Linked DNA regions of Homo sapiens: region 2 is linked to region 1. Evidence: read pairs that join two places in POLR2A ChIA-PET (ENCODE). Cell type or tissue: HepG2. All regions are shown on one strand.

Region 1 (2,500 bases):
TACCATGCCCAGCTAATTTTTTGTATTTTTAGTAGAGATGGGATTTCATCATTTTGGCCAGGCTGGTCTCGAGCTCCTGACCTCAGGTGATCCACCGCCTCAGTCTCCCAAAGTGCTGGGATTGCAGGCTTGAGTCCCTGCGCCCGGCCCATACAGTGAGAATTAAACTCGTTAAAAGTCATACTTAAAATGGGTGCATTTTATTGTATGTTAATTATAATGTATTTTAGAAACGTTGACCATAAAGTAGGCCAGGCGAGTTGGCTCAGCCTGTAATCCCAGCACTTTGGGTGGCCGAGGTGGGCTGATCACTTGAGGCCAGGAGTTTGAGACCAGCGTGGCCAACATGGCAAAACCCCGTCTCTACTAAAACTACAAAAATTGGCGGGGCGCGGTGGCTCACGCCTGTAATCCCAGCACTTTGGGAGGCCAAGACGGGCGGATCACGAGGTCAGGAGATTGAGACCATCCTGGCTAACACGGTGAAACCCCGTCTCTACTAAAAATACAAAAAAGTTAGCCAGGCATGGTGGTGGGCGCCTGTAGTCCCAGCTACTTGGGAGGCAGAGGCAGGAGAATGGCGTGAACCCGGGAGGCGGAGCTTGCAGGGGGCTGAGATCACGCCACTGCACTCCAGCCTGGGCGACAGAGCGAGACTCCGTCTCAAAAAAAAAAAAAAAAAAAAAAGGAACTACAAAAATTACCTGGGCATGGTGGCGGGCGCCTGTAATCCCAGCTACTTGGGAGGCTAAGGCAGGAGAATTGCTTGAACCCAGGAGGTGGAGGTTTGCTTGAACCCGGGAGGTGGAGGTTGCAGTGAGCTGGGATAGTGCCACTGCACTCCATCCAACCTGGGCAATAGAGCAAGACTTTTGTCAAGAAAAAAAAGAAAGAAAGTTGACTTATAAAGTAAAAAAGCAAGGTGGATTACAGACATAAATATATGTATATATGTATGACATGCCAGGTGTAGAGAGGAAGAAGTTCACAGACAGTTATACTCAGAGATTCATTTAGGTGTTCCTGGGTCTCTGACTTGGTGCGGTGGGAGAGGAGAAGCTTGTTTGGGCTTTTTGTAACCATTCCAAATTTGAAGGGCCTGAGGCTTCCTGCTGACCTGTTGTGGATTTATTTCGCTTTCTCCTCTGACTGCTTGTTGGCAAACCACTAATTGCTTCTTTAATCCTTGTTTTTCTGCAAAAACTGCTGGCTATTGGAAAAACCTCCATCCTCTCCCAAAAGTTTGGGGTTTCATTTCTTTGCAGGGGATTGTAAGGAGCATTTCAATTTAGCAGAGAGCCAAAGGCTGGGGCTGGACCTCCCAGGAGGCCTCACTTAGGGGGAGAGGAAGCTGTGAGGCCTGTTTCTGCCCAGGGGCAGCAGGAGCAGGTAGTGCGATTTGGGGGCAAAGGACAAATACCCAGCAGGTCACTGGTCCTCTTCTCATTTCTCCTCAACCGATCCAGCCTGAGCCAGGTTTCCAGCTATGGGCCTAATGAGACCGCAAGTCAAGCCTCGTTAATGAAAGGCCTGTGTTGTTCCAGCTCTGACAAGGAAAAGCCGCTGCCTGTTGCGAGTCCCGCTCTGTGCCTACAAGGCTGGAATGTGTTTTTCCAACTTTGTGTGAGCTCTTTGTCCCTGCCCACAAATGTTCATGATCATTTCTTATAAGGAGGCAACTTTGGTGCACTATCTCAAGTCTAAGAGGCCCAGACTTACGTTTCTAATGTGTGTGTATTTTTAATTTTTATTTTTTTGAAACAGTTTTGATCTTTTGTCCAGGCTAGAGTGCAGTGGCGTGATCTCGGCTCACTGCAATCTCTGCCTCCCAGGTTCAAGTGATTCTTGTGCCTCAGCCTCCCAAGTAGCTGGGATTACAGGTGCACACCACCACACCTGGCTAATTTTTGTATTTTTAGTAGAGACAGGGTTTCACCACGTTGGCCAGGCTGGTCTCAAACTCCTGATCTCAGGTGATCCACCCGTCCTGTGGCCGGGTGCGGTGACTCACGCCTGTAATCCCAGCACTTTGGGAAGCTGAGGCAGGCAAATCACCTGAGGTCGTGAGTTTGAGACCAGCCTGACCAACATGGACAAACCCCATCTCTATTAAAAATTAGCCAGGTATGGTGGTGCATGCCTGTAATCCCAGCTACTCAAGAGGCTGAGGCAGGAGAATTACTTGAACCTGGGAGTTGGAGGTTGCAGTGAGCCAAGATCGCACCGTTGCACTCCAGCCTGGGCAACAAGAGTAGAAACTCCGTCTCAAAAAATTAAAATAAAATAAAATAACATATATAATCCTTAAAAAAGGGGTGGGGCGCAGTGGTTCATGCCTGTAATCCCAGCACTTTCAGAGGCGGAGGAGGGTGGATCACAAGGTCAGGAATTTGAGACCAACCTGACCCACATGGTGAAACCCCGTCTCTACTAAAACTACAAAAATTAGCCGGGTGTGGTGGTGCATGCCTGTAATCCCAGCTACTTCAGAGGCTGAGGC
Region 2 (2,500 bases), 150 kb before region 1:
ACTACCCTGACGCTGCCATGCAGTGACACAACCCAAGCAAGCCAGAAGGAGAAACCATGTGAAGGCACTCAAGTTGACAGTCCCACCTGAGCCCAACCTTCGTCATCCCACCCAGGTACCAGACATGAGTGATGAAACTTCCAGATGATTCCAGACCCCACCTGTTCAAGTTGTTACCAACCCCTTGAGAGTCTTCCCAGCTGACTCCAGATATCATGGGAGCAGAGCCAGGCCGTCCTGCTGAGCTCTGTCGGAATTCCTGGCCCCTGGGACCGTGAGCATCACAGTGTTGCTTTATACCGCTGAGCTTGGGACAGGCTGTTATGTAGCAAGAGATCCCTAGAACTCTGAAGATCTCATAAAATCCTCAAAACAACCCCACTAAATAGTTACAATAGTCATCTTCATGAGGAAACTGACGCCGAAGCCGTGCAGGAAGTGACAGAGCAGGAATCAGAACCCACCTGGAACCACCACCTAAAACTGCTTCTAACACCAAGTTGTCCCACTGCTATAAGGCACAAGGCTCGTTTTTTTTGTTGTTGTTGTTGTTGTTTTTATTTTTTTTTTTTGAGACAGAGTCTCACTCTGTCGCCCAGGCTGGAGTGCAGTGGCGCGATCTCGGCTCACTCCAAGCTCTGCCTCCCGGGTTCACGCCATTCTCCTGCCTCAGCCTCCCGAGTAGCTGGGACTACAGGTTCCCGCCACCACACCCGGCTAATTTTTTGTATTTTTAGTAGAGATGGGTTTTCACCGTGTGAGCCAGGATGGTCTCAATCTCCTGACCTGGTGATCCGCCCGCCTCTGCCTCCCAAAGTGCTGGGATTACAGGCATGAGCCACCATGCCCAGCCTGTTTTGGTTTTTTGGTTTTTTTTTTTTTTTTGAGACAATGTCTCCCTTTGTCACCCAGGCTGGCATGCAGTGGTGCCATCTTAGCGAGACCCAGCCCCCCAAAAAAAAAAAAAAAAAAGGTCCAGGGCCCAATCCCAGTGGGGAAAGCGTTTGACACGTCCCACCATGGCACTGGGTCACCCCTATGATGGGTTACACCATCTAACAGAAGTCAGCAGAGACATCTCCTTTCCTGGTTGGCCCATGAGTGTCCCTGAGGGACAGGGTCAGTTCCCACTAAAATGGACATCCATTGTTACACATTTAAAACCCCAGTGGTGGCTCATGACTGTAATCACAGCACTTTGAGAGGCCAAGGAGGGTGGATCACCTGAGGTCAGGAGTTTGAGACCAGCCTGGCCAACATGGTGAAACCCTGTCTCTACTAAAAACACAAAAATTAGCCACCTGTGGTGGTGTGCACCTGTAATCCCAGCTACTCGGGAAGCTGAGGCAGGAAAATCGCTTGAACCCAGGAGGCGGAGATGGCAGTGAGCTGAAATCGTGCCACTGCACTCCAGCCTGGACAACAGAGTGAGACAGCGAGACTCCGTCTCGAAATAAATAAATAAATACCCAGGCCAGACGTGGTGGCTGACGCCTATAATCCCGGCGCTTTGGGAGGCCGAGGTGGGCAGATCACCTGAGGTCAGAAGTTCGAGACCAGCCTGGCCAACATGGTTAAACTTCGTCTCTCCTAAAAATACCAAAAATTAGCCAAGTGTAGTGGCATGCCTGTAATCCCAGCTACTCAGGAGGCTGAGACAGGAGAACCCTGGAGGCGGAGGTTGTAGTGAGCTGAGATGGCGCCACTGCACTCCAGCCTGGGCAACAAGAGTGAAACTCTGTCTCAAATAATACTAATAATAAAATAAAAAATAAAAACGCAGCCTTGGCTAGGTGTGGTGGCTCATGTCTGTAATCCTAGCACTTTGGTAGGCCAAGGCAGGCAGATCGCTTGAGCTCAGGAGTTGGAGACCAGCCTGGCCAACGTGGCAAAACCCTATTTCTACAAAAAATACAAAAATTAGCCAGGCGTGGTGGTAGTCCCAGCTACTCAGGAGGCTGAGGCAACAAGATCACTTGAACTCAGGAGGTTGAAGCTGCAGTTGGGAAAAGCTGAGATTTCATCACAGAGAACTCATAGCTGGTCCAAAGCTAAGTCCTGGGCAGACTGAAATCCCTTCCAGAACAAGCTGGCTCATTCTCCAAAGCTAAGTCCCGGGGAGACTGCAGTCCCTTCCAGAACAAGCTGGATCACTCTCCATATGAAACTACATTCAGTTACTTCCGTCCTGAGATTCTCACCGTTGTGTAGCCCCCACCCACATTCACAGTCAATGTGACCTAAAGAATATGGCACAGTGATGGGATAGCACCTTTAACATTAGATTATAAAAGAATCCGGGCCAGGTTTGGTAGCTCACACCTGTAATCCCAGCACTTTTGGAGCCCGAGGCGGGGAGGCGAGCAGATTGCCTGAGGTCAGGAGTTCAAGCCAGCCTGGCTAACATGGTGAAACCATCTCTACTAAAAATACAGAAACTAGTGGCGCACGCCTGTAGTCCCAGCTACTCGGGAGGCTGAGGCAGGAGAATCGCTTTAAC

Evidence for each region. Peaks named below come from ENCODE experiments on the same cell type or tissue, not always from the same donor. Only the 100,000 strongest peaks of a DNase experiment are listed, where the experiment ranks them.
Region 2: POLR2A ChIA-PET joins it to region 1 with 5 read pairs; 2 of 35 experiments call an interaction of 5 or more read pairs at or near these places.

Annotation. Positions count from the first base shown.
Region 1 is chr1:9,531,984-9,534,483 of GRCh38, reverse strand. No RefSeq gene overlaps it. Among named protein-coding and RNA genes, the nearest start is that of SLC25A33, 6.2 kb to the left of the region's middle. In HepG2, no CTCF peak of the experiment used is centred here; a DNase peak (open chromatin) is centred at 1,503.
Region 2 is chr1:9,681,510-9,684,009 of GRCh38, reverse strand. The region is part of intron 1 of PIK3CD (phosphatidylinositol-4,5-bisphosphate 3-kinase catalytic subunit delta); the gene reads right to left. All of the region lies in intron 1 of PIK3CD-AS2 (PIK3CD antisense RNA 2), which reads left to right. Among named protein-coding and RNA genes, the nearest start is that of PIK3CD-AS2, 4.8 kb to the left of the region's middle. In HepG2, no CTCF peak of the experiment used is centred here; no DNase peak of the experiment used is centred here.